7 separate regions of the Homo sapiens genome follow, and regions 1, 2, 3, 4, 5 and 6 are each linked to region 7. The links are chromatin loops, found by intact Hi-C in ENCODE. Cell type or tissue: heart left ventricle. All regions are shown on one strand. Region 1 overlaps THADA (THADA armadillo repeat containing). Region 2 has its middle 65 kb from the start of LINC01819. Region 3 holds the start of LOC105374570 (a long non-coding RNA gene). Region 4 has its middle 18 kb from the start of TRI-TAT2-1. Region 5 overlaps LOC112268413 (a long non-coding RNA gene). Region 6 has its middle 48 kb from the start of TRI-TAT2-1. Region 7 overlaps THADA (THADA armadillo repeat containing).

Region 1 (4,000 bases), 150 kb before region 7:
ACAGATGAAAACTCAGGCCTAAGGAAATTACAGGCCACACCTTGCTGGGCAGTAGTCCAGCAGAGGCCAGACCACTGACTTGCTAACCTTGAGTATTCTCTGCCTCTCCTCAATGGCACTGCACTGTGTTTTCTGGCTAGAGGCTTTCCATTCACCAAGTGCCTCTAGATGTGACTCTCCTTGTGGTTACCCAGGAACGCAGAGCCTGCGGACTGGTGAGGACCCGTCTGGCTTGGGGAGTCCTAGAGTGAGCCCCTGAGCTTGCGTGGGAAGGTGTTATTCCCAGAGGCACCCAGGCCAGTCTAATTGCTGAGGAAGCCTGATCATCACTGGCAGCTGAGGGGAAGGAAAGGCTAGTGAGACTTAGGAGGGCCTCTCTCCAAGATGCTCCCTTGGCCCATTCATGTAAGACCAGCTCATGCTGCCCACAGCCCTTGTGGAGGTGGCCGAAACCCCAGCCACACGGGACAAATGTATCAGGGCTGAGCAGCTTAATATGAGGGCAGATGTGCTCCTGCCAGGCCAGCGCACTGCCGTAAAGCCTGCGTCAGTTACGGACTTCAGTTAAAGGTGCTGTCTCTACCAGGTCACTACTGGAAAACAGCTGTGTGACCCGGGAGAACAAACTTATTTACATATTAAAATTTAGGGACAGCCAGCCAGCTGAGAGTGAGGAAAAGGGATATAGAATAGTTAAGTTTTGATGGCAAGAAGGTCTGGAGCATGAAGCCCTATCCATGGAAGGCAGCTCCTAAGAGAGGGCCCTTGGCAGCCCAAGGACATGGAGTTGTAGAATTTTCCACAAGGATGATCAGGCCTCGGGAGAGGAAGAAAGCAGGTCAAGAGGCAAAAAACAAACTTGCTATTTACATCCCTAATTTGAGCCATCTTCTGAGACAGCCATATCTTTCAAGTAGGAAGAAGTCGCCTGCCCCCGTGTCTATTACCTCTTCTACAAATATCAGCTTAGATTAGATCACTGTTTTGAAATAGGGAGTTAGGGTGCTTCTCTTAGTCCCTTCTGGGGCTACCAACAGGAAGGAAGCCATGCAGGTGGGTCTCCGGGCCCCCACCCCAGTTTAGACCATATTGAAACCATCTCTACTATTTTCAATATCTTGAATTTCCACATAAGCTTGTTTGAAGAATGAATTCCACTGGATTAGACGATCTCTAAATTCCCTTTACTGTTATAAATTCTGTGGTTCTATGGTACTCTTAGCAACATTGGAAAGACAAAACCTATGTGGTCTCAAGTGCATACAGATATCTCTATTCCTATTACTAGCTGCCCAGGCAGGCAACAGGGGCTTCCAGGTGACAAGGACTGCTAATAGAGAGATTTCTGTTAATCCTTAAGAGAGACTAGAAACTCTGATGACCACTAAGCGAGGTTGGAAAGATGTAAAGCATTTAGTGCATTTCATGTGCATATAGACAGCAGCCTACTTACCAGTGTCAGCCAGAGCTCACTAACTTCCTCTTAACTCCTGGATCCAGTCCATATTCCTCTGGCTGACATCTGAGGGTTTCCACAACTGGTCTCTTATCAAATCTTGCACTGCTCTCTAAAGCACAGCAGCTTTCCCTCAGCTTGATCTCCTCACTGGCCCATGATACATCACATGCACTCCCTCCAGTATCCCACTGCACATTTGGTCCACCATCTTGATATGCTCTTTTCCTACCACTTTTTGGTGTTTCCAAATCACACTCTGCTCTACCGCCCATCTCAAATATCTAACTCCTCTGATAAGGCCTTCCTTGACTATCTTAGTCCACATTCTTTTCTGAACTCTTGTACTTACTGTATGTACTTCTATGTATTTCACTGTCTAAATTTTCATTTAGATTCAACCATAACTGAACTCTGACAACAAAGACTCCATTATATATATCTAATACACACACACACACACACACACACACACATTAGGTTCCCACAATGCTGGGCGCTGTACTAAGATACCTTTTGTGTACTTGGGCAATGAGACCTTCACAATTTACTTGGCAACAAAGGTACTATACAAGTGTAACTTTACTCAGTCTCCAATCTGAGACAATTAATCTTATTATTATTATTTTTTTGAGACAGAATCTTGCTCTGTCACCCAGGCCGGAGTGCAGTGGCACGATCTTGGCTCACTGCAACCTCCAACTCCCAGGTTCAAACAATTCTTGTGCCTCAGCCTCCCAAGAAGCTGGGATTACAGGCCCATGCCACCATGCTAAAAAATTAACCTTATCTAATAATTAAACTCACCTATCCTTTAAAGACTTCTCCCTCTTCCTGAAGACTTCCTTGACACCCCTACCCTGACAAGCTGGCATTTATTTCTCCCTTCTCTGCTTCTGCAACACACTTTGACTAATTCTAGCATTGACACAATCTTGTTTATAGTTATTTAAATCCATACTTGTCTTACTTGTGGGGTTTCTGAAACAGAGACAATTATCGTTCATTCATATATTTCCCACTGTGCCTAAACCATTGTCTTGTAATATTTGTGACTCTGAATTGGCTTTAATTGACTGAGAATGGCTCAATGAAGGTAACAAAGGTGTTAATTTATCCAAAAGATGGAAGATGTTACATGCTAAAGGAAAAAACATAACCCACTACATTAGGGCTTTACATAATATTATGAGAATGTGCTGAAGACACTTAAAGCCTGCACTCCCTTGCAAGCTGAGCAATGACAACATTGTCCAAATCTTCCAACAGCAACACCCCAGTAAGCCAACAGCTACAAGTGGAACAAGACAGAGATTTCTGAGCCCTCTATTGAACTAACTGCCATCTCCAGGTTAGGTTTGCAGATTTCTATATTTAAAAAGTAGAAAGCATCAGCAGTTGGGGGTTGAATTCTTGGTGTGTGTGCAGTTGCGTAAAAGGACTATTTTTATTTCTCGCTGCGGTATGAAGAAGCTTTGATCTTGGACGACTTGCTCAAGGGCCCAGGATAATATATTGATCACTTCTGACTGTTTTCACCCAGACTCGTTTCCATAAGCTCAGTCTGTCAACAAGAAATACTTCATATATTTTCAAACTTCACTCTTCCTCAAACAGCTTATTCCTTTAAAACTTGAGGCTGTATTTGTAAAAGGGATATTTAATGAAGAAAATGTTTTGCACCTTGTCCCACTGGCTTGGGTTGAAATACGATAATGTTTCCTTTTGTATTTAAAAAACACAAACAGGATCTCATCCGGAGATATCATGACCTTAGACATTCCTGAGACGTCTGAAAGGGAAGTGAACATATGTCAGCATGCTTGGGTTTAAAATATACCAACTTCATTTCTCTCATCATTCAAATCTGCATGAGGCTCATGTGACTTTGAACAAGCTGTGCTGGAGGATTAAAGACGGGTCCTAATGAGAACCTCTCTCTTCCAGTAAAATCTAGGAATTGAAAAGCAGTTACTACCTCTTCCATTTTTTTCCTAAAAAAAAAAAATAACTTTTTCTAAAATTAAAAAAAGGAGGATCCTTTTTTTTGAAAGAAAAAAAGAAGGAAAGAAAGAAAGAAGAAAAAACGAGAGAAAGAAAAGAAACAAACCAAAAGGCAAAACATAACCCCTAGCAATGCCTGGAAACTTGCTCTGTGGCTAGCGATCCCTGTTAAGACTTGCTTCCCTTAAAGTTTTGGCACGGACCACAAATGATAGCCTTAAAATGCCACATGATCATCTGAATATTTTAACAATCATCCTGGACTGGATTCATTTCAACGGCATGGAAGTGAAACAGCAACTTGCAGCTGTGGCAAAAGGCTGTGGCCTCTTTCTATTTCAAGTCATTGCAAAAGAAGGATCTCTTTCTTCAGGAGGGGACCAGCCCATGAGGGATTTGGGAAGGAGCTAAAGGACAGTGGGAAAATGGAAGCAGACCTAAAACCCAGTATTTCTGCCTGGGAAGTGTAAGTCTCTTGTGTGAATAAATTTGGTGGTGAGAAAATAAATGCTGTTTTCAGCTGTTGTAAAGCAAAATAGA
Region 2 (4,000 bases), 510 kb before region 7:
GTGAGATTGCAGTTGAGATGACAGCCAAGGGTGCAGTTATCTGAAGGCTCGACTGGGGCTGGAGGCTCTGAATCCAAGACAGGCCTGCCAGGTTGTTCTTCCTGTTGACAGGAGGCCCCTGTTTCTCACCACATGGATCTCTCCACAGAACTGCTTGACTGTCCTCACGGCATGGCAGGTGTCTTCCTCCAGAATAAGTTATCTGAAAGAGCAAGACAGAAGCCTCAGTGTCTTTTATGACAACCTAGCATTGAAAGCCACACCTAAGGGCCAGCTGTGGTGGTTCACACCTTTAGTCCTAGCACTTTGGGAGGCGGAGGCTGAGGCAGGCAGATCACCTGAGGTCAGGAGTTTGAAACCAGCCTGGTCAGCATGGGGAAACCCCATCTCTACTAAAAATACAAAAATTGGCCAGGCGCCGTGCCTCACGTCTGTAATCCCAGCACTTTGGGAGGCCAAGGTGGGTGGATCACCTGAGGTCAGGAGTCCTAGACCAGCCTGGCCAACACGGTGAAACCCCACCTCTACTAAAAATACAAAAATTAGCTGGGCGTGGTGGCACTTGCCTGTAATCACAGCTACTCAGAAGGCTGCGTAGGAGAATCGCTTGAACCCGGGAGGTGGAGGTTGCAGTGAGCTGAGATTGTGTCACCGCACTCCAGCCTGGGTGGCAAGAGTGAAACTCCTTCTCAAAAAAAAAAAAAAAAAAAAATACAAAAATTAGCTGGGCATGGTGGTGCACACCTATAGTCCCAACTACTCGGGAGGCTGAGGCAGGAGAATCACTTGACCCCAGGATGTGGAGGTTGCAGTGAGCTGAGATTGTGCCACTGTACTCCAGCCTGGGTGACAGAGTGAGACTCTGTCTCAAAAAAAAAAAAAAAAAAAAAAGCCACACCTCCCCATGTGGTCCAGGCTTTCCAAAAGCTTATGGTATTGCAGGGTAGATGTAAAGTCCCTAGTGCAAAACAAGATGTCTGAGGTCCAAGCAAAGTGATTTGGGCTTTCTGAGGACAGAGTGAGCTACCCCAGTCAGGCAGCCAGGGAGGCTTCTGTGAGTGGGCAGAAGAGCCCCCGCCCCCCATCCTGCCCTGAGTGGCTCTTCCCTGGAGAAGGAGACTTGGTAACTGTAAACTGGTCAGATGGGGAAGCCTTTGGAGGCCTGGCCAAGTGAGGGGGCTGGTTTCTGTCTGCTGGGTGACAGGGGAGTGTGGCGTGGCTACAGAGAGGCTGCTAGGGAGCTCCCAGAGGGAAGGCAAGGTAGGGTCCCGGAGGGACTTAGAAGTGAGGCAGGAAGGGAGAGACAGGGCTCAGAGAGGGAGAGGGAAGGCAAGAAATCGAGGGCTGGACCAGTCTTCTACTTGGTCAGCATGCCATTTTTCTGGGCTGTCATCCCTGACCACAGATTCATTCATTCATTCATTCCTGTATGCCTGTCAGGTGCTGGGGTTACAGAGACAAAGGCCAGGTCCCTGTCCTCAGAGGTCACAGTTGAGTAAGGGATGATACCCAGTACAGGGGTGACATCTGTGAAGTGTGATGGGTGCATGGGGAGCATACATTGCTGGGAGAGGGCTGGGCTGGTCAGAAGGTGAGGCCTGGGCTGCTTCTTGCAGAGGTATGGCAGGCACGAGGTATCCCTGGTATGAGGTACCATCAGGCACAGGTGGGAGAGTGCTGAGAGATGGAGCTGGGAGGGCCAGAAGAAGCGTGGCTCTGCTAGTTGGGTGGGGTGGTTTGGATTTCTTCCAGAAGACAACAGAGAGATTATGCAGGAATTTAAGCAGTGGTGTGGAGGGATCAGCTCCATGGTTTAGAAAGATTAGCTGGGCAGTAGAGAGAAGGTTCTAGAAAGGGTGAGTCCAGGAGGAGACAGCAGTAACCCAGGCTATGCATGCAAAAAGTAGGGATAGGAAGAGGTGAAAAAGTTCCAGAAGTCTTTGGAAGGCCTGGCAGCCTCCAGTCATGCCTACAGGCTGAACCCAGCCCAGCTCATCTCAGATAAAGCATCTAATTCAAGTCCTACACGGAGCCCAGGCCTCTGCTCTGAAAAGTCTCTTGACCCCAGCATTCCAGCTCGGGACGGGCCCAGCGAATCCCAACCCCAATCTGCCGTCCTCATCCCAGAGGAATGCTCAGCCTACTGGACCTTGGCCTTTCTCTGGGGGACGGTGAGGCCTGTGACGGGGGAAGCCCTGGGGCGGAACTGGCAGTCGTGGGGAGGCCCCCCAGGACGCTGTGGCCACGGGGGCGGCTGGAGGAGAGGAGGCAGGGGGCTGGGGGAGTGAGCCAGTAGGGAGCCGGGCAGCACACTGGCCACCTGAGAGGTGTGATGGGGGAGACAAGAGGCGGTGATTCCTGGGGTGGGAGTTACCCCCTCCCCCAATTCTCAAACCCCCGACAGGAGTGAGCTGCGCTGCCCACTCCCCGCAGCAGGTGGCGCCGTCTTGCTGGGATTGGACTTGCGGGCCTGGCTGGGAAGCGCTCTGTGGAGAGGGACGCGACTGGAGCGGCTGGGGGGCAGCCGTCCTGCGCCTGGGACCCTCACGGGGCCTCCCTGCTCCAGTCACTCCCGCCCGCCTGCCAGCCTGTCCCCAGCTCTCCTGCGTCTCCACTCTGTCCCTGTTGCCCTTCCTGTCTTCCTCCAGCCCTCCAGTCCTGCTTTCGGCTGGGGTCCCCGGACAGGGTCTGGTCAGCTGGTTCACTCCGAAGCATCCCTACCGGATAAGGGAACTCTCAGCCCAGCCCAGCGGGCGTTTGGCCATGGCGTGGCACCGTGGGGGGCCTCTCTAAGCAGCCCCGACTCCCAGGGTTTGCCTACATTCTATGCCCTCAGGAGGTGTTCAGTGCCCCGAGCTGGGGCTTGGGGAGGAGGGGTTCCTAGGAACATATATATGAGAAAGTGTCTCACTCTGTCACCCAGGCTGGAGTGTAGTGGCGCGATCACGGCTCACTACAGCCTTCACCTCCCAGGCCCAAGCGATTCTCCTACTCTGTCTCTACAAAAAATACGAAATTACAAAACATACAAAAAAAAAAAAAAGAAAAAAAAACTCACAAAAATTAGCCGGCCGTTAGTGGCGCATGCCTGTAGTCCCAGCTACTCCGGAGGCTGAGGTGGGAGGATCACTTGCGCCCAGGAGGTGGAGGTTGCAGTGAGCCGAGATTTGCCCACTGCACTCCAGCCTGGGTGATGGAGTGAGACCTTGTCTCAAAAAAAAAAAAAAAAAAAAAAAATCTGTAACCCAGGCTGTGCATGCAGAGAAGTAGGGACAGGAAGAGGTGAACAAGTTCCAGAAGTCTTTGGAAGGCCTGGCAGGAAAAGAAAAAAAAGGAAGGAAGGAAGGAGAGAAGGAAGGAAGGGAAGAAAGGAAAAGAGGAACGGAAAGGAGGAAAGGAAGGAAGGAAAGAAAGAAACGGGGTCTTACCATGTTGCCCAGGCTGGTCTTGAACTCCTAGGCTCAAACGATCCTCTTGCCTCAGACTCCCAAAGTATTAGCATTACAGGCATAAGCCATGAGCCCAGCTCCTAGGAATCTTTGCTATGGCAAGGGGGCTTACTAATGAATGACAAAATAAATTACAACAGCTCTTGGGGAACATGCCTAGCACCTCTCAATCTCCCATCTTGCGTCAAGAGGGAAACCTGAGGGGCCCAGGGGACTCCCACTGGGCCTCCCGGCCCTGCTGGTTCCCCTTCTCTCCCCACTTCTTCTTGGGGCTGGGTTCCACACTTGTCACAAAGGAGGGGAGTGTCCCCCTTGCCAGTGGACAGATCTGTGTGGGCTGGTGATGGCAGAGCTGGCCTAGGTAGGGCACTGAGTTGGGGGTGGCTGGTGGGGGTAGTGGGGCGTGGAAACAGGATGTCCACCGCAGGCCCCTCTCTGAAGGAGCTGGTGAGGGCTGGAGCGCTCAGGAGGGAAACTTCCATAGTTTCTAGGGTAGAGTCCTAGGGGCAGAGGGAAGGAAAGGGTCTGGCTGGTGTGAGTGGTGGCTGATC
Region 3 (4,000 bases), 360 kb before region 7:
CTCCAGGTCCCCTTGATAACCAGAGACCAGGTTATCTCTGAGAGGACTGAGAGGATATCAGTGGGCTCACTTTCCCCTGCCCTCTGTGTGGACCCCTGCCCCAGAGAGCCAGAGCTAGGCCCCTGGTGGCACAAGAGGTTTTCACACCAGGAGAGTGCCACCTCCGCTCTGCAGCCAAGCGCCCTGCGCCACTCGAGCCCACCCCAGGAGGGCACAGAGACAGCCCCTGAAGAGCCCTCAGAGAGGCCCGTCTCAGGGTGACCAGCCTCTGGGACATTCTTAACCCCAACCAAAGTGGGGCCACCCTGTGGAGCCTCCACCTCTGCATGGGGGCCTGGCTAACAGCTGCTCCCAGCTGGAAGTTCTTTATGCGCCCCCACCCAGTCAGTCCCCAGGAGACGTGAAGGAAGCTTTGATGGAACCTATCAAAGCATTCTTGTTCTCACAGCTGTTTCCCGGAAGGGCAATTATAGCCACAATAACCCTACACATCTGGTGAAGGGGCCCAAAGCCGGTACTCTACCCTCAGCTCTGCTGGAGGGGTCCTGCCCATCAGCAGAGGGAAAAAGGACTTGTGCACATCAGAGACTCAGTTTAGAACCCTAAACCATTAGAACTGGAAGGGGCCACCCTATCCCCATTTTACAGATGACTAAACTGAGGCCAAGCCTGTACCCAAAGAGCTCCTCACACAGAGCCCTCTTCCCCCACGGACTCCCTCTCTAGACAGACCCTGGCTCCTCCTCCTCTAGCTCAGGTGGGCCTCCACTTAGACACTACCAGCCCAAGAAAGGCCGTGGGAGGGACCTGGGACTGCGATGGTCATATGGAGGGGAGGCTCCTGCTCTGTCTCCTTCAGAGGGATGATTTGCTCCTGCCTGAGCCATTGCCTCTTCTTGGATGCTATATTTATACCTCAATCTATGAATTTATTTCAATCAGGATTTCTAACCTGGGCACTGCTGACATATTGGGCTGGGCAGTTCTTTGTTGGGGTTGGGGCTGGCCTGTGCATCGTGGGGTGTCACAGCATCCCTGACCTCCATCCACTAGATGCCAGTAGCACCGCCCCCTCCCCAAGTTGTGACAATCAAAATTATCTCTAGACATTGACGAATGTCCCCTGGGGACAAAACTGTGCCCAGTTGAAAACCACTGACTTAAATGGGCTTCAGTGAGCATGTTGAGACTGTCCCCTGGGTCTTCCCAGGGGTGCAAGGAAGAAGGTGCCATAGATCTTCCTTCCTGAGGCGTGGAGCATCTACTATGGGCAGATGGGATAAAGCAGCGTGTGTCAGGAAATCCTGCGCAAGTCTAAAGCTGGGAAAAACCACAGAGGCTGAGATCCAGCAAGGCAGGCTTCCTGGACAAGGTGAAATTCCACTGGGGACTTATGTAGGCAGTTGAGGGAGAAGGGATTTTGAGGGGAAAGTCTCAAACACAGTAAGCAGAGCCCAGGATGTGGGATGACTGGGAGAGCATCCTGGAAGGATGGCACTGCTGGCTGGATTTTAATCTGGTGTGGGGGGGGGCGGGGTGTCTGTTTGCCTCAGCTGCCTTCCTCCCAGAGCAGGTCCCTGAGCCCAGGGAGCAGGGAAGACACTGAGGAGGAAGGAGGGAAGGGGGATGGTAGGGTAGGGGATAAGGGCATGTCTGAGATCCCAGAGGGCCAGTTACGGGCTTCTCCTCCCAGAATCCCCAGCACCCAATACAGAACCAGCCTAAGGAAAAGCTGAGATGATGAAGCCACCGACTTGAAGAAAAGGTCCGACGGAGAAGAAAGGCACCTGGGATCCGGAGGGCTGGGAGCACCGCCACTGATGCCAACGGGGGCCCAGCCTGAGGGCGAGCCAGGGACCTTACCAGCCCCAGCCTGATTTCCCAGGGTCTGTCCTTGCCCGATGTCCCTCCCTCAAAGTCCATGTGGGATGGGAGCGGGGTGGGGGCAGCCCTAATCAAGGGATGGCTGCTGGACTTGGAGCTGACCACTGGCTCCCTGGCAGGCCTTAGACCTTCCGCAGAAGGATTTCAGCAGGTTCCTCAGAGCAGAATGGTATGCTCCTTGACCTCGGGAGCTCCCTTCTCAGACAAAAGCCCCGGTTCCCCACGCCCCGTCTGGGCTCCCTGAGGCCTGGCTGCACGTCCCTCCTCCGATAGGGCTCCCTGAGGGCAGGGTCCGCTCCTTCCGCGTGGTCCCTGCGGGGAAACGCCGTGTGGGGCTGGGGCTGCCCACAGGGAGCTTCTGGGCCGGCTAGCCAGCAGGGGGCGCTGTGGACTCAGACACGCGGCTCTGGCCAAGGATGGGAGGCGGCTGGATGGATGGTGAGGTCTCCCTACAGCAACTCTTGTCATATCCCCCGCCCAGCCAGGCTCTCCTGCCTTGCACACAGCGAGGTCTCCACCTCCTCACAACTTCCCAGCCCAGCCCCATTGTTCTCCCTGTCCTCTGGCTGAGGAAGCAAGAGAAGCAATTATTATGCCCATTTTGCAGATGAGGAGACTAAGGTCATTCAGATGCCAAAAGAAAGGCAGAAGGGGCAGCAGCAGGGCAGAGTGGATAGCATCTGGACTTTGGAGCTAGAAGCCACTGGTGTACTGTGTGCCACCTCAGCGGCTCAGTCCCCGTGTGGTTGCAGCAACCCTTGGGGCCTTATTGAGCAAAGCACTGCAGTTGCAACCAGGGAGAGGAGTGCGGCAGCCCACACAGTCCCCGGCTGAGAACGAGTCTGACACTGGACCCTGCCGCCGGTGTGGACAGCACTGGGTCCTGGGGAGGAAGTGCTGCAGAGGGGAAGAGGCGGCCTCGCCCAAGCCCTCTGCTGGGTGGAGATCACAGACAGCCAGAAAGGGGGAAGAACAGGAGGACTGTGCTGGAGAGACCTGGTCCCTCTGCACTTTCTCCCAGGTCCTAGCAAGTCATCAAAACAGCGGGTGCCGCATGGACGCCCTGTGCTGCCCTTCACGGTGTGCCAGGCCCAACCACCCACCCTGGGAGGCAGGTTATGTTATCCTCCCATTTGACAGATGAGGAAAGGAAGACCGAGAGAGAGAAAGTCACTTGTCCGAGGTCCCCAGTGGGAAGTGGGTAAAACGGGATACCCACACCCAGGTCTGCCTGGTATGTAGCCACAACATAGGGTTGGTGGAGCTACAGTCTAGGTAGAGAGAAGAAGGCCCTGTCTGTGGCCAGGGTCGGGGCTGAGTCTGTAACTGGGAAGGCACCCCAGGGAGGAGCATGCTCAGCAGGAAGTGGACAGAGTAGGGGCATGGAGGAAGGAGCACCAGCCATGTGTCTCCAGTCAGGAAAGCCTCCTGGAGGAGGCAGTGAAGGGGGAAGAGGAGGAGAGGAGGGCCTTGCCAGCAGCCTGAGCACTGGTAATGAAGCAGGTAGGCCCAGCTGTTTCCAGATGCACATGGTCTGCACCCAGGAGGGTCAGAGCATGAAGCTGGAGGGGCAGGCAGGGAGACACTGAGAGGGGGGCACCATGGCATCAGAAAAGAGCCCCTGGCAGCTGTGCGAGGATGGCCTCGGAGTTCTGATTGGTTCCGCTGGCTGTTCTTAAGGAAAGAGATGAGGATCTAAATTACTATAGAAACTGAGGGGTGGAGAGGAATGAGGAAGAGGGGATGAAGCCTTAAGACACCAAAGCGTTAGAACTCACCAGATGAGAGGGCCAATAAGATGCCCTGGACAGAAGGAGTGGTCAGGGGTGGCTCAGCCTCTGGTGTGGATGATGGCTTACAGTGTGACTGTGAGCTAAGATGTAGCATTCAAGTGGAGGAATGTGCTGGTGAGAGAAAGACAAGTTTGGTTTGGGACAAATGAGTGTGAGGTATGTATGGGCTATGGAAGTGGACGGGAGCTTTGAGCTCAGAGTTAAAGAGGGATAAGGGGTCAGGACAGGAGTGGTAGTTCTTTGTGAGGCCGAGGCGGGAGGATCACCTGAGGGCTGGAGTTCAAGACTAGCCTGGCCAATATGGTGAAACCCCATCTCTAATA
Region 4 (4,000 bases), 660 kb before region 7:
TCTGGTGGAGTCTTGCTCTGTTGCCAGGCTGGAGTGCAGTGGTGCAATCTTGGCTCACTGCAACCTCTGCCTCCCAGGTTCAAGCAATTCCCATGCCTCAGCCTCCCAAGTAGCTGGGACTACAGGTGTGCACCACCACGCCCGGCTAATATTTTGTATTTTTAATAGAGACGGGGTTTCACCATGTTGGCCAGGATGGTCTTGATCTTCTGACCTTGTGATCCGCCCGCCTCGGCCTCCCAAAGTGATGGGATTACAGGCGTGAGCCACCACGCTTGGCCTCTTCTTCTTTCTTATCTTCTTCATTCCCTGATGACAGTTTAAGTTTATCAGGTGAGGCAGATATTTTTAATTCCAAATTTGTCATTGGTGCATCTGGGCTTGGCCTTTTGATTGCTTCTACTGGCTTCGGGGCTTGAATGATGTGTTCCTGAAATTTGGGTTTCAATTCAGATAGTTCTTTCTTCTCAGTAGTCTTTACTTCAGGTTTGACTGGCTCATGTGGCTTCTCACTATTATGTCTACCTTTTGTACAGCCTACAATGCTTAAGAAATCAGAAAAATCAATTGTTCTTCTCTTATATCAAGACCAATCCTTAATGCATCGTGAAAGACTGGAACACCTGGGTGGCATATGCAAGCATCATCGGAATTGATCTCAGGATCGAAGCGCTGACCGCAGCCCCGGTTGTAGCACAGCAAGGCCATTTTCTTTTCCCACCGTCACAGGCAAGGCCCAAACACCGGGAACGGCAAGAGGGTGCATTTGCCACTCCCGTGTCGCTAGCACCGGCCTTGACAGTGGACTATTACAAGGATTTCTGTGGGCCCGCTCTGAGCCGCCGTTTCTGGCCGTGCAGACGGACTTCTACCACACGGTGGCGCTGCGGCTCTGCCATAGAAGGCTCCTCTCGGTCCAGGAGACAGGCAGGGCCGGCCACAGGACCAGCCTCCGACAGCGATTTCATCCGCACCCTGCGGGGCAACGTGGGGGCCTATCCGTAGCTTTCAGCGTTTCCTGGACCCTACCAGGACAAGAATCGCGGGGAGAGGTGCGAAGAAGGTCTGGAGAGGAGGAGGCTTGGGACAATGCAGAGTCCTGGAAGTGAGGCTGACCGCTGACCGCTGTCAGGAGGGACATGGACCGCTGCCGGGGAATCATGGGATTTCCCACCGGCCCAGTCATCTCCCACGTCGGGAAAAGGGAAGAGCTGCTTCCCCATGGCGTGTGCGCGTGGGAAGGGTCTCGGGCAGAGAAGAGGCACTTTTTCTGTCCTCCAGGCTGTTTCCGCCAAATGAAGACCTGGGCTGGAAGAGCCAGGAACAAAGAGGAGAGTCGAGTGCTGAGCACCCAGCGGGAGAGGATGCAGCCCGGTCATCTCACACCTGCTGACCACACAACATCGTCTGCGAGTTCCCCCCACCTACTTCGCCTGCAGCTGCCATTTGGGAAGATGACTCTTGCCTCTTTCACCGTCTGTTTTTTAGATTAGGACTCACGGGCCTAGGGCAGGAGTCAGCTCTTCCAGATCTTTATCGAAAAGTAACATCACACTTGTGCCCAGGGGTTCGAGACCAGCCTGGGCAACAGGACAAACCCCCTTCTCTACAAAAAAACCCACAAAATCTGTGTGGAAGGTGTGTGAACCCTTGGGAAACAGAGTTGCTGTACACGTGTATCAGGCCCTGAGCCAGCTGCAGGGTGGGCATTACTGCTTGGTGCCCTCCGCCCTCACTCTTCCTCCCTGGATGTTGAGGATGGCCCCGTAAACCTTGTTCATAGGGGTCCCTCGTTTTCTGAGACACCTCATCTGAGCACTGACGAGGGGACACAACTCTTGGCTGGGAAGCAGGAGACTGAGCATTGCCTTCAAGCCATCCCCACACATGTGACCTCAGTCAGCATTCTGCCCTTTCATGGGTGTCAGTTGTCTCGTCCATAAAATGGGATGATGTTCTTGTTCCAGCCGGCATACTGGATGACTAAATGAGGGAACAGGTAAGAAGCTGCATTGGAAAAAGGTACCATTCAGCTGCAAGACATCCTTGTGCAGTTCCCCCAGGGCTAATGGGGTTTGGTTGCCCACCTTTGCTGTGTCTCTTCGTGGCGCCAGCAGGTGGCAGCATTGCCTTTGCATGTGCCGGCTCCACCTCTGGCCTCTCCCAGACATGCAGCGTGTAGGGCAGGGGACCATTCTTCACCCAATTCATTTCAGGGGTCATGGGAAGGAGGGATCTGAAATGCCCTGAATGGGAAGGGCCTGGAAAGAAAATGAAAATCTCATTCCTCCCCTCAAAGAAACACAGATAAGCCAGGAGAGCAGGATCTGGTGCATGAGCCCAAGAGGGCTAATGTGACCACTTAGGCTGAAGGGGGACCTTACCTCTCTCTGCCACAACGGTGTCCCCCACCACCTGGAGGAGGGAACTGGGGATCCAGAAGGCTTGGGTCCTTGTCTTTGGTTGGAAAAGTCAGCCAGCATTGCAGTGGGGCAGCAGGAATTCCTCTATTTTTGTGTGTGCAACAGAGTTGAAAACTTAATTCACTCTATAATTTATTTGTGCAAAAAAAAGGTAATTTCCTTATTTATGAGTCTATAATGAATCTGGCCTTTCTTCCAACCCCTGCCTGATGATAAGCGAGAAAAACAATGAAATTTTCAACTTGATTTGAACATCCTGGGGCCAGAGAGTTTAGCCGGTCTTGTTAAGTGATCTTATTAATTTCTCTTGGATAAAATGCTTAGTTCTCAGACTGCTTTGCCCAGCTTCTCCCACTGTGGTGCTGTTGGGGTTTTGTAGACAGTCAAGGGCAGCTTGTGTGGCATCTGGTAGGAGGCATGAGTTGGGATCCTGGGGTGTGGTGTCCTCTAGACCCAGCAAGGTCCCCTGTCCCTCCTGGCCACTGATCATACTAGAAGCTGAGTTTATGAAACTCATGGTCCAGTCCCTCCTGATCTGACTAGAGCCCATGTGGCGCCCCTGGCTGGCCAGCCCTCCTGCACCTGGGCCCCTCCTCCCCACCAAGTCTCCTAGCTGTGCCACCATGGCCCCAGTAGGGCTGCTGGCTCACAGGAATGGAAGTTGGCTTTGAAAGCTGAACTTTAGTGGTGCCTCTCCCTTACCGGGGAGCCCTGGTGCTGGAGGCAGAGGCCGAGTTGGTTTGCAGCTGCCTGGGATGCCACTTCTTCCCAGAGTTCCAATGTGAGTTGGGGACAAGGGCTTCTTTCTCTCAGGGAGGGGTGAGTGGGCCAGTGCTTGGCTCTGCTTGTTATCCTTCTAATCCCCTTCGTACCATCCCCTGGGCAGGAAGGAGGGGACCAACACTCTTCCTCTTCTTGCTCAGTCATCCATTACATAAAATTCCAGGGCCACACCCAAGGAGAGGGATGAGGGAATCCAGGAAACATGCTCTCAAAAGAATAGCCTGCTTTAGAAGACTTTTGATCTGCAGCATAATCCTATTTTGCATGTCAAATACCAAACATTACCACATTTTTTCTTCTGTGCATTCTGTCTATATCAAACATTAATCCTGGTCTCTCTTTAAGCAGAGATGCATGCCTCAGGCCAATGAAGATGAAGATCATGTACCCATCAAGGCAAAAGAGAAAAGCACTGCACTCCAACCCGGGCAACAGAATTATTATTATTATTTTTTAAGAGATAGGATATCATTCTATTGCTCAGGCTGGAGTACAGTCGTGCGATCATAGCTCACTGTAATCTTGAACACGTGGACTCAAGTGCTCCTCCTACCTCAGCCTCTAGGTAGCTGGGACTAGGGGTGTGTGCCACCACACCTGGCTAATTTTTCTATTTTTTTTTCAATAGATGGGGTCTTGCTGTGCTGCCCAGGCTGGTCTTGAACTCCTGAGCTCAAGCAATCCCCTTGCCTCAGCTTCCCAAAGTATGGGGATTACAGGCGTGAGCCATTGTGCCTGGCCCAAAATTTTTCAAATATCATCCTTTTAAGCTTCAAATGTTACCAACATTGGCG
Region 5 (4,000 bases), 530 kb before region 7:
TCGCTTAGTTACGTGCAATTGCTTTAGGCTCTCTTGAGCCTCGTTGTTCAACATCCCAGAGGAAGACAGACCCCCTCCAGCATCCACAGACAAAATTTAAAGCAAGACTCTGGTTGGTATCATCAGGTCACATGTCCCTCTCTGAACCAACCAAGCCAAGAGGATTGTGTACTTGGAATGGCCAGCCTAGATCACTTTATTCAATCCCCACAACCACCTCCTGGGGTAAATATCATTAGCCCTCATTTTACAGATGAACAACTGATGTGGAAATAGGTTCATTTACTCCTCCAAAGTTGTGATGGACAACCTCACCAAAGTTATCTCTTCACAACCTGAGACTGGGTTGTGGGAGTGGGGATGGAAAAGATTCTGAGAAAGACTTTTCATCTCTGATCAAATAAGAAAAGCACATAAAGAGAGCTCTTGCCACATTGACCATCACCCTACATCCTGACTTTGGAAGGAGATTTAAGAAGATGTGATATCTGGAACTGTGGCAGCCATCTTGAGACCATATGGGGATGAGGGAGAGAATTTAGAGGCATTGGCATCTTGGAGTTGCAAAGCCAACTTGAGAATTGCCTGCCTCTAGACTTTTTTTTTTTTTTTTGAGACTGAGTCTTGCTCTGTAGCCCAGGTTGGAATGCAGTGGCGCGATCTCTGCTCACTGCAAGCTCCGCCTCCCGAGTTCATGCCATTCTCCTGCCTCAGCCTCCTGAGTAGCTGGGACTAGCCTGCCTCTAGACTTCTTAGTAGGCAACCACTTTTATATTGTTTAAGTCCCTGTTAGCTGAAGTTTCTGTTACTTCCAGAAAGACTCATAGGCTCTGTTAGAGGCCCTTTGAGGGTTGGTGGGCTGGCATCATCCTTAGAGTATACGTGGGACCTAGAGAGGGTAAGGACTTGCCTGAGGTGTCCTGATGTGGAAGAATGTGCTCTCTCAGGGGGTGACTGAGCGAGGGGGGTAGGTGGTTAGGACAGGGGAACCCCTGGGGCAGGGTGGGACAGTCTGGGATACCAGGAGAGGAGCAGCGAGCCCAGCAAGTGTCTCAGCAGGAGGAAGCCTGCAGGCCTGGAGTTGGAGAAGGCACAGGGAAGGTTTGGAGGGACTTTGCCCAGAAGCATGCATGCAAACTTGCAGGTGAAACAACAAAGGCAGACCCCTTCCAGCAGTGACTTCCCGTGGCTGTGCTACAGAGAGCCTGCAGGAAGGAAGGAAAGGCAGTGGCTGGGATTCAACTGTGACTACAAGGACCTAAATTTAGATCAGACATCCAGGAAGACACCAGGAAACCCGCTAATGATGATCTCTCACTCCATGCAATGCTTTGTCCTGTGCAGGCACATCCAGCCACAGTTTCTCATTTGACCCCTGAATAGTCCTTTGTGGAAAGCCAGGGTGAGAACATCAACAATGGCACAAAATCATGTGATGGAGTAAGGGTGAGAACCTGGTCCCATGAGCCCCAGTCCCATGAGGTCTCTCTCAGCCATCTCTCTGGACCAGCTGCAGTGCCGGCTTTCTGGCGGGGAAAACGTGGCCTGGATTTGTAGCACTTGCTGATTTCCATGGTGTAAATACTCCCACTGTGGCTGATTTTGTCAATGTTTAAACAACTTTCTTGAAAAATTACTGGCATTTAACAATGGCTCTTGGAGCTGGTATGAATTTGCTCCAGCACACATTAGGCCCTGCCAGCCACGTACTCGCATCCAGTGTCCTGGCCCCCTGCCCTGTTCTCACATCCAATGTCTTGGTTAAGGCCCATGGGCCTGTCTCTCTCCTGACCTGACCCTGGCTTAGTGTTTTGGCTTTTGGCCCCATAACCTGAAGCCATCACGTGTCCCTAGTTTGCTACCTCTGCTCCCCGGAGTCCTGACTCCTACATTCCTGCCTCTGGTCCCTCTTAGTGTCCTGCTGGGTGAGACCCACTCCCTCCTACCTCAGCCATGGCTGCCTCTGGCCATTGCCTGCCTCCCTGGAAGGGCTCCAATGCTTCACCATAGGGGCTAAGATGCTACTCCATGACTTGGGAATGGGATGTCTGCATGGTTGCAGATGAAAAGGTCCTGGGAGCTCTGATATGGTTTGGCTCTGTCCCCACCCAAATCTCAAATTGAATTTCCACATGTTGCTGGAGGGACCCGGTGGGAGGTAATTGAATCATGGGGGTGGGTCTTTCCCATGCTATTCTCATGACAGTGAATAAGCCTCACGAGATCTGATGCTTTTAGAAATGGGAGTTTCCCTGCACAGGCTCTCTGCTCGTGTCTGCTGCCATGTGAGACGTGCCTTTCACCTTCTGCCATGATTGTGAGGCCTCCCCAGACACGTGGAACTGTTAAGTCCAATAAACTTTCTTTTGTAAATTGCCCAGTCTTGGGTACGTCTTTATAAGCAGCATGAAAACGGACTACTACAAGCTCCTTCCGAATTTCTTTCATTTTTTTGAATGCCCCACTCTTCCTGTACAAGCTCTGAGACCCCCTTAAAGACTGGCTTCCCTCCCACCTGCCTTCTTAATTGCTACCCTCTCCTCTACCTTGATTCATTTATTCTCTTTCCTTCACTGAGAGAGACATCCTAATGTCCCAAGCTGACCTCCAGCTCCTCCAGCTCTCGGAGACCCTCTGTCTGTCCTAACCCTCCCCTCCAGATCCATCCATCTGGGGTCTGTTGTCCTGTGCCCCAAACCTACTCAGTCTCCTCTGTCTGCCTTAAGGTCTTATCGCTGTCCCACGACCCAAATTCTAACCACTACTACCAGGGCTTAGGTCAGCCCCACCACCTCCCAGTCCCACCCCCTAAAGTCCCACTGGCACTTCCAGCCCAACTCCTCAGCATGCTCAAGTATCATTTCCTCCAGGAAGCCTTCCCTGACCTCCTCCCTTCTCCTCTCAGAGCTGAGTGTCCTACAGGTGAATCCTGTGCAAACCTTGATTGTGACTCCCCTCCTACTGAGAAACAGCCATTGACTCGCCGGTCTCTCCCATCAGGCCATGGTTTTGCGGGAGGAGGAGCTACGTCAGTCTGCCTTGGAGCTCAGCACCGTGTTTGGCCCATGGTAGATGCCCCACAGAAAACACAAGCGGCGTTGAGGGCTCCTGTGGTGAGTGGTCGTTTCTCTTTTAGCATGCTAAAAGCACTTCCTGTGGGAGTGCCTCCGAGCCCCTCTACTTGAGTGGAAGTTTCTCAAGGCCAGGACCCTGTCCCGTTCCTCAGGGCCCCTCCCCACACGGAGTTTCAGGCAGGCCCTGCTGCTAGGCGCCACAGAGGCTGGGCAGGGTGAGGGGTGTGTCCTGTTTCTCCAGGCACACTCGGTGGTTGACTGATTAGTCTCAAGAGGCAATTAAATTTAAGAGAGGCTTTTCACCTGCTCACAACTCCTCACCCTATCTGATTATGATGTTATGCCCCTTGGAGGGGCAGAGAAGGGCAGTCATTAAAAGACAAACATTTGGGCCAGGCGTGGTGGCTCACCACAGTAATCCCAGCACTTTGGGAGGCCGAGGCAGGCAAACCACTTGAGGTGAGGAGTTCGAGACCAGCCTGGCCAACATGGTGAAACCCCGTCTCTAGCAAATATAAAAAATTAGCCAGGTGTGGTGGCATGCTTCTGTAATCCCAGCTACTCGGGAGGCTGAGGCAGGAGAATTGCTTGAACCTAGGAGGAGGAGGTTGCAGTGAGCTGTCCAAGATCATGCCACTGCACTCCAGCCTGGGCAACAGAGCAAGACTCCATTTCAAAAAAAAAAAAAAAAAAGACAAACATTTGAAGGGGCTGTGTGCTGTCTGGGAAGCCAGATGGCAGGACAGCCACTTTGGTTTTTTATTTTTATTTGAGACAGGGCTGGAGTGCAGTGGCGTGATCTTGGCTCACTGCAGCCTCAACCTCCCAGCCTCAAGCAGTTCTCCCACCTCAGGTTCTTAAGAAGCTGGAACTACAGGTGTGTGCCATCAGGACTGGCTAATTTTTGTATTTTTTGTGGAGAGGGG
Region 6 (4,000 bases), 630 kb before region 7:
CCTGCATCTGAGGTGTCCTTCCTCGCTCAAGCCTGGGTTGGAGGGATCACCCCCTTTCTCCCTCCACCCTGTAACCACCCTGCTTGTTGAGACGTGGCTCCATCTCTGGGCCACACGCTTCCCATTCTCTTTAGTCTAATGTTTCCCTGGTTATACAGCTTATTCATGCTAATTGTAGGAAGCACGGGAAATTCGGAAAACATAAAATGAGGAGCAAAGTTAGGCCTAGACCCGGCACTTAGAGATACACACTTGCCCGTCTGGAACATTCGACAGTTGCGGGGTGCCCCTGACTTGTAACAGCACTTCCTACCCTCAGCACGTTGGTATTCTCACTCAGCTCTACGAAGTGGCAGCTGCCGCCACTCATTTTTCCTTTTCACAGCTGGGGAAGCTGAAGCAGAGAGCTGCGGCCACTTGTCCCGAGGCGCATCGTCTCAGGCTCCCCAGCACACCGTCCACTGTTGCCTTGCACCCTACCCCATGCCATGGCCTGCTGCCTGCGCTGGGGCCGGCAAGCCTCCCTGCATGGTGGGCACCCTTCCTAGTCCCCTGCCTGCACCTGGTCTGACTTGTGGGCTGGCTCTGAGCTTCACCCATCTCCCTGGGGCCACTGCAGCCAGGATGGGGAAGGGCGGCACATTTCAACGGCGTGCCTCCTGGAAACCACATCAAATGGTGCAGCTAGGAATTAATAAATAAACTTGGGAGACAAGTCAATTACCCTCTCCCTGTGCCCCTGTCCCCCAGGGGCAAACAGTGGCATGTGGTTCCCGGCCTCAGCATGCCTTCCCGGGGGCAGGCCTAGTGCTGCAGCTGGCTTCTGTCAGATTAGCTGGGCGAGATGCAGCAGGCCTCTGTCCTCTGGGGAAATGGATCCCTTCCTGGGAGGTGGGGACGGCATTCCCGGGTTACTCTGTTACTGCCCTCTTCCTGCACCCGTCCGTGTCTCACTGTGTTCATGGTGCCCAAATCACTGCCCTCCCTAGTCCCCGACACAAACGCTTCTGGTCAGCCGTCATAACGTCTGCAGCTCCGTCCTCAGAGCTGGAAGCTGACATTACTGAGACTCCAGTAAAGGTCCACACTGCTTAGTGTCGTCAACTCATCAGAACTAGCATTATCATTTAAAAATCAGAGGGACTACTTGATGCTTTTGAAAACATTTATTTATGGCTGGGCGTGGTGGCTCACACCTGCAATCCCAGCAGTTTGGGAGGCGGAGGCAGGAAGATGGCTTGAGCCCACACGTTCGAGACCAGCCTGGACAACACAGAGAGCCCCATCTCTATAAAATAAAACAAAAGTAATAAAGAAAAATAAAAAAGAAATAGCCGAGTGTGGTGATGCATGCTAATCCCAGCTAATCAGGAGGCTGAGGTGGGAGGATCGCTTGAGCCCAGGAGTTCAGGGCTGCAGTGAGCCATGATCGTGCCACTGCACTCCAGCCTGAGAGACCGAGCAAGACCCTGTCTCAAAAAAGAAGAAAAGAAAAGAAAGGAAAAGAAAACATTTATTCACTCAGCAAATTCTTAACAATGCCTGCTTTGTGGCAGAGTTTTTTCTAGGTGGCAGAGATACAGAGACAAGAGACGCAGCCCTGCCCCATAAGGAGCTTACAGTTGTGTGGAGAAGTCAGACAATACAGCTACCATATGGGGCACTTCGGGGGGAAGGAGGGGGACCCAGCACAGTCTAGAGGGCTCCCCAAGGGGCTTCCTGAGTAGCTGATGCCTGAGCTGCATTATGAGGGACAAGTCATGGGGGCTGGAGGGTAGGATGGTGACTGCTGTTCCAGATGGAGGGGACAGCTCTGCAAAGTCTCAGAAGGGGAGTGAGGTGAAGGGGGAGAGCTGTGAAGGCACTGGCCTGGCTGGAACTTGGGTGTGGAGGGAGCAGGGTGAGAGCAGAGGCTGGGAGTGGGGACACGGCTGTGAGGGCCTGAGCTATATGTAACTGTTACAGAGTTGTGTCTTAGGGGTGTGTGTGTGTGTTGGGGGTGGGGGGGTCGGAGATGGAGTGGCCACATAGACTTCTTTCTTCCTTTAAGTTTTGAAAAAAGTGATGGGATTATGGATTCTTTCCAACTGTGTGTGTGTGTGTGTATATATTGGGGGTGGGGTTTTTTTTTCTATGTAGAAACTAAGAAATTAGCAGTCTGACAAATATCAGAACAGTATCAGGAAAGAATGAGTCCTCTTCTGACATTTACTGTCACTGAATTTTCTATGGTTGTATTATATAGGCATGTCCTTTAGATCAACCATTCTCAAGTTTCAGTGTGAATGACCACTGGGGACATTTACTGAAAATCTGGGTGTTTGGGATTTGTCCTGGAGATTTTGATTCAGCAGGGCCCAGCATTGTGCATTCTTCAACAAATTCTCCTGGATTATGTGGAGTCAGTTTCTACTGCTTTGATAAACTCATTCCGAGAGCCTGATTATTTCCTCTTGGGGAATTTGCTGGCAATTCAAGAGTCTACCACCAGATGGCAGTGGTGCTTTGTGATGGATCTAGGCAAAGCCAGTTTTCTACAGGGGGATAGTTGTTGAACAGGCAGTTCTCCTTTATTGCAAGAATGTACAGAAAATAACTCTTTTAGATAATTTCTAAAATAATTTGATCACGAAATCTTAGATATAGGAGCTTGTTTTAAAGTTAAATTTACCCTTCAAACATTACAGCTGAGCTTTCCAATATGGTGACCACTAGCCATGTGTGGCTTTTGAGCACCTGAAAAGTGGTTAAATTGTGATGTGCTGAAAGTGTCATAAACACATTGGCTTTCATTCTTTAGAAGTTCCTATGACTTAAAGACATAAATAAAAAAATTAGCTTTCAAAAGCAAAAAAAGTCTTATTAATATGAAGATTGCATGTTGAAATATTTTGAGTTGAGTTAAATAAAAGTTTATTAAAATTCATTTCGCCTGTCTCTTTTTCCTTTTTAAATGTGACTACTAGAAAAGTTTAAATTATATGTGTCTCATATTCTATTTCTAATGGACAGTGCTGCATTGAAATAATCTAAATTAATTTCTTCATTTTTGAAAGTGAGAGAATCGAGGCCTCAAGTTTGATGGAAAACTGCTGGATTTGAAGTCAAAGACCTGTATTTAAGTTCCAGTTCAAACACTGACTTCATGCCTCTGGGCAAGCAATATACCTTCTCTTAGCCTCCATTTCATTGTCTGTGAAAAAGGGATAATTACAGCAGCCTTACTTAAAAGAGTTACTTAAAAGACCAAGTGAGAGAATGTGTATAAAGGAAGTTGTGTAAACTTCGAAGCATCATAAAGGTATGAAATTACTATTGTTGTGGTTACTGATAATGACTAGAACTCAGGCCAAATAAACTCTACAAGTCATGAAAGCATTCACCGTGTGAAAGTCACTGGATTGGGCACTTCTAGACTGTTAGGAATTTATAGCTGACTTGAGGAGTTGCTACTTAAGCTCACGAAATGGAAAATGACAATGCAATACACGATAAAAACAGTGATTCAAATAAGAAATGGAAAGTTTGTCCCAAGGCATATATGGTTAATAGTGAGTGTTACTGCTTTTTCTTTCTAAAGTAAGCATTTATTGAGCTGGTACAGTAGGATTGGAAGGTTGGGGTTGGGAAGAGGGAGTAATGAAAATGATGAACATGTTTTCTCTGTTTACAAAGAGGTTTGCCATCTGAGTAGAGGAATGAAGGCAGACACAGAAGACATGAGCGACTGAAGACCCAGTGTGGAAGCTGCCAGCCTTGGTACTTCCAATAACAGCACTGGAATTAGGCATATGTGACAGGGCTGCCAATTCCTGACCAACTCTCAACTCTCCTCTGCTATATAGAATCTCAACTCGTTAGGGTTGGCAATTGGCCCAGCTAAAATACTTCATTTTCTAGTCTCATCTTGAAGCTAAGGATAGCCACATAATTCAGTTCTGGATAATGAGGTGAAGCATGAGTGGTTGGGTTGAGCTTCTAGCAAAGTTCCTTAAAAGGT
Region 7 (4,000 bases):
ACTTCTTGTCTGTACTATGCGACAGGGACTGTTCTACGGCACTGGGAATACATCATTTTACCAAACTTACAATTCCAGTAACATTATGTAAAGCCTTACTTTAGTATTTTAAAAAAAGAAAAGACCTCAGGAATATTCCAAACCTTATTTTACAGAGAAGAAAACCAAAGCCCAGAGAGGTTGGCTATTTTGTCTCAGTTGATTATAGTGGTTATATTGTAACAAACGCAGGAGTAGAAACCAGATTTCTTATTTCTCCTCTAGTAACAAAATTTACTTATTCATTAGGCAATTATTCCTATATGCCTTCTATATGCCAGATACTATGCTAGACTCTAGGTACCCAAGAATGGTTAAGATACTGACCTTGTCCTCAAAAAGCACGGTCTTAAGAGCAAGACAATCAGATGAGTACAATCACAGAAGTGGTAACAGAAAGAAAAACCAAACTATATCTCTAATTGCCTAGGACTTCCAATATGTTAAAGAAAATGAACTTCTAATAGTTTGTTTTATCCTCACAATAGCCCTAGGAGTAGACAGCACAGATCTTATTATTCCTGGTATATAGATGGAGAAACTGAAGTGCAAAGTGGATAAGGGGGCCTATTAAGGTCATCTCCAGTGGCAGCAAAATGCCTAGAAACCAGGTTTGTTTACTCCAAGTCAGACCTTTATTTCCCATTAGATGGAAAAAGCAGATGTTCTTTTTATGTCCAGTTCCCTCTGACCAAGAACACACATTTCCAAATTGCGAGCAGGACAATCTGTGGTTGTGAAAGGAAACAACTGACTTGTGAGGTGTGTCACCGGCTGAGGTTAGTTATCCGGTGGATAAGTAACCAACCAAGATATCATTATTACTAGCCTTCTTAAAGTGCCCATTACGTACCCAGAACAGATGAAAAAGGTCCTTCCTTCAGAAAGTTAATATTGGAAGGAACAGGCATATAAACATTTAAACAAAAAGTGACATAATTAAACAAACTAAAACTAAAAGAACCATCACAAGCAACTGCAAATTTAAGACACTAAAGGTTTTGCAAAGCAAACCTAATGGGAGCTGCCAAGAAATATATCTTCATGGGTTAAACAGGGAACAGAAGCCTTGTACACATAATGGTCCATACCGATCTTCAGATTACTAAAATTAAAAGCTCTCACATTCTTCACAGTTAAAAACTTCTCATTCCTATTTCCTTTTTTCTAGAAATCTTATATATTTTGTAATCTTTCCTATCCAAGAGGAATAAATTTATAATGGAGGTTTCCATCATTGTAACTTTGGCAAAAAATTAAAATTGTATAGTATCACTGCCCTATTCTTCCTCCCTCAGATACAACCTAAATGAGGTTTTCTCATTTTCTGATCATTTTCTCCTATACATAGTAAAATGTATATATATTTATATATATATTCAAGAATCACTTCATAAAAAACAAAAAAAAATTTTCTTCAAGTTCAGTTTTAAACATTAATTTTACTTGTTTGATGACTTAATATCATATTTCATTTATACCAGTATTTATCAAGGCCTTATAACATGACCCAACTGTTTTAAACTGTAGCACACTGGAGAATTATTAACAAAATAGACAAAGCTAAGGAGAAACAAATATTAGTGATTTCAAGTTAGTGACAGGAAGAATTTCTTTAAGAACAGGCTAAAAAATAAAAATTATAATCATCCCTCCACAAGAGTAATGTTTTATTTATTTAAAAAATACTCAGTTAAAAAAAAAATTAAAAAGCTCTCTGGTATTGCCTGAACATGCTCAAGGGATTTATACTTACAGCCAGTTACCTTCCTTTTAAATATCTGGTGAATGTTACAGGGTGACAAGAAGCAATTTAAATGATAATTCGGAAATACCATAGTAGGTTTCATTAGAATTATCACTAGTACATCACAAAATGATTTCATATTTTTTTAATTCCTAAGATTTAGTTCCATCACACAAAAATGCATTTCAATAAACATTAGCTTAAAACTTAAATATGAAGCATAATGACTTTTTTAGGGAAGAAGGGAATAGGGCTTTGAATATAACTCTAGATCCTCAAGAGAAAGACCACTGGGCCAAACTGGATCCTAAATAAAGTTAAGGAAGTAATTAAATGTGCAGCAACAGTGACATCTAGTGTTAACAACTGCAAGTCAATTAGATTACCATTAAATCCTCTTAAGTGCTAAAAAACAACTATTCAAAGCTTTTCTTCTTTAAAAACAAACAGATCTTGTGCATTTTTATCTAAAAACTACCCAAAATCAAAATGGTTCCACAGGTTTCTTTTCAGGCATAACAAAAAAGCTGTTTTTTAAAGACAAAAACAAATTAGAGGTTAAACATAAAACTAAAGACCAAAAGTAAAAAGCACTGTTTATTTCTTGTGGTTAACACATATAGGTGCTCCTCTTAGTACAAGAGTTTAATGCAAAGGTAATGTGAGAGATGTTCTAATGAGAGGATCATAAACATTTAAACTTCCACCTATAAAATTAAAGATATTATACAAGCTAGGATAATATATACAAGTAAAGTTAAGACATTTCAGGACTACTTAAAGAAGATGCAATTAAAAAAAAAAAAACAAAAAAAACACTAGCTTTTGCATGGAGAAACAAGCTCTACATTTCACCCCTTGCTACCTTGCTAAATTTTTGTTGCTTTGAAAGGTCCACTTATTAAACAGTTGATATTTTTGCCCAAGGGTTTATAACTTGGCAGCATAGGTTAATTCATTACAGTATTTTTATAGTTTTATGCTCTAGATGAATCTATAACAGTAGGCACAATTTCAAAATTTGTTTTTGGCCAGGACAATATTGTATTTTTTAAAAAAAGTAAAGTTAGCCTTAAATGGAGCTTACCTATTTGTTTTGGAATGTTCATCCTTTGCCCTTTTAACTCCAAAAATTCTTGTGATCAAGGCACTAAAGAGAAGTGTGGATGAATTTCGCACCTAATGTACAAACGAAAACACAATAAGGCTTAAATATTCTTGGCATGAAACCAACGTTTACAATGTTCAAACTAGATAATTCAAAATCATTACCTAACTGGCTAGTGTGAGGCTAAAAAGACAGATTTGTGTTCATAAAATAATTTAAAAAAAAAACTTGACAGTCATCGATTCAATGACTTCAATTGAGCTCTACAACCCAATCACATGCACACAACACAGCCTTTTCCTATATTCCTAATATTACCATCAACAGTTTTCACTAATCTCTGCACTTAGAGCATCAAATAACACTTTTCTAAAAATTCATTTTTCTATATGCTTCCTGACAATGAAGATTGCAGTAAAACCTCAGCTCTTTCCATTTATTTTCTGAAATCATTTTACCTACGAGAAAATACTTATAAAACCTAACTTCAAAGAACCAGGCCCAGTGGCTTACACCTGTAATCCCAGCTACTTGGGAGGCTAAAGTGGAAGGACTGCTTGAGGCCAGGAGTTTGAGACCAGCCTGGGCAATACAGTAAGACCCCCATCTCAAAAAAAAAAAAAAGTATTTTTTTAGAGATTTTTTTGTTTGTTTTGCTTTTGACTTTTTGTTGTTGTTGTTATTTTTACAGCCATGGCACATGCCTATAGTCCCAGGTAGTCAGAAGGCTCAGGCAGGAGGATTGCATAAGGCCAGGAGTTTGAGGCTGCAGTAAGCTATGATTGTGCCACTGTGCTCCAGCCTGGGCAAAAGAGTGAGAACCTGTCTTTAAAAAAACAAAAAGAAAATCCAAAAATCCTAACTTCAAAGAATCCAGGTAATTAATATGGCTAAGAAAATAGTTAAATCCAAAATGTTGCTTATCAGCTTCACAATGCAAGTAACTTACCAAGTAATTTCAATACTGAAATTAACTGATAACATTAGTAAAGATAAGAGGCAGGAATTACCATGAATAAACACAAATTATTTCTCCAAGATGATAATAATCTTTTCCCTATCTTTTCCAAACCAATGTGTCAAGATGCTTTGGAAGAGCATAAAAG

The links. Peaks named below come from ENCODE experiments on the same cell type or tissue, not always from the same donor. Only the 100,000 strongest peaks of a DNase experiment are listed, where the experiment ranks them.
Region 1: a loop joins it to region 7, with 2.3 times the contacts of the local background. A loop is called at or near these places in 8 of 110 quality-filtered maps.
Region 2: a loop joins it to region 7, with 8 times the contacts of the local background. A loop is called at or near these places in 66 of 110 quality-filtered maps.
Region 3: a loop joins it to region 7, with 11 times the contacts of the local background. A loop is called at or near these places in 59 of 110 quality-filtered maps.
Region 4: a loop joins it to region 7, with 8 times the contacts of the local background. A loop is called at or near these places in 77 of 110 quality-filtered maps.
Region 5: it touches region 7 in a loop (15-fold over the local background); 87 of 110 quality-filtered maps call a loop at or near these places.
Region 6: it touches region 7 in a loop (2.7-fold over the local background); 34 of 110 quality-filtered maps call a loop at or near these places.

The regions. Positions count from the first base shown.
Region 1 is chr2:43,330,016-43,334,015 of GRCh38, forward strand. All of the region lies in intron 30 of THADA (THADA armadillo repeat containing), which reads right to left. Among named protein-coding and RNA genes, the nearest start is that of LINC01126, 100 kb to the left of the region's middle. In heart left ventricle, no CTCF peak of the experiment used is centred here; no DNase peak of the experiment used is centred here; H3K4me3 peaks cover 964 bases; H3K27ac peaks cover 4,000 bases.
Region 2 is chr2:42,972,809-42,976,808 of GRCh38, forward strand. No RefSeq gene overlaps it. Among named protein-coding and RNA genes, the nearest start is that of LINC01819, 65 kb to the right of the region's middle. In heart left ventricle, a CTCF peak has its summit at 2,436 (motif pointing right); a DNase peak (open chromatin) is centred at 2,453; H3K4me3 peaks cover 571 bases; H3K27ac peaks cover 817 bases.
Region 3 is chr2:43,125,076-43,129,075 of GRCh38, forward strand. It overlaps LOC105374570 (a long non-coding RNA gene), which reads left to right and starts at 3,321. Exons shown (of 3, transcript XR_940018.3): 1 at 3,321-3,387. RefSeq lists an enhancer at 2,290-2,790. In heart left ventricle, CTCF peaks have their summits at 2,252 (motif pointing right) and 2,453; DNase peaks (open chromatin) are centred at 2,266, 2,756 and 3,238; H3K27ac peaks cover 305 bases.
Region 4 is chr2:42,826,910-42,830,909 of GRCh38, forward strand. It overlaps the pseudogene CHORDC1P1. Among named protein-coding and RNA genes, the nearest start is that of TRI-TAT2-1, 18 kb to the left of the region's middle. In heart left ventricle, CTCF peaks have their summits at 876 (motif pointing right), 1,075 and 2,117 (motif pointing right); DNase peaks (open chromatin) are centred at 892 and 2,132; H3K4me3 peaks cover 546 bases; H3K27ac peaks cover 1,441 bases.
Region 5 is chr2:42,950,090-42,954,089 of GRCh38, forward strand. It overlaps LOC112268413 (a long non-coding RNA gene), which reads left to right. Exons shown (of 3, transcript XR_002959381.2): 2 at 3,001-3,113. Among named protein-coding and RNA genes, the nearest start is that of LINC01819, 87 kb to the right of the region's middle. In heart left ventricle, no CTCF peak of the experiment used is centred here; DNase peaks (open chromatin) are centred at 1,082 and 1,632; H3K27ac peaks cover 2,370 bases.
Region 6 is chr2:42,856,654-42,860,653 of GRCh38, forward strand. No RefSeq gene overlaps it. Among named protein-coding and RNA genes, the nearest start is that of TRI-TAT2-1, 48 kb to the left of the region's middle. RefSeq lists an enhancer at 582-1,169. In heart left ventricle, a CTCF peak has its summit at 2,489 (motif pointing right); no DNase peak of the experiment used is centred here.
Region 7 is chr2:43,482,361-43,486,360 of GRCh38, forward strand. It overlaps THADA (THADA armadillo repeat containing), which reads right to left. Exons shown (of 38, transcript NM_022065.5): 26 at 2,874-2,965. Among named protein-coding and RNA genes, the nearest start is that of THADA, 110 kb to the right of the region's middle. In heart left ventricle, a CTCF peak has its summit at 2,145 (motif pointing left); no DNase peak of the experiment used is centred here; H3K27ac peaks cover 2,067 bases.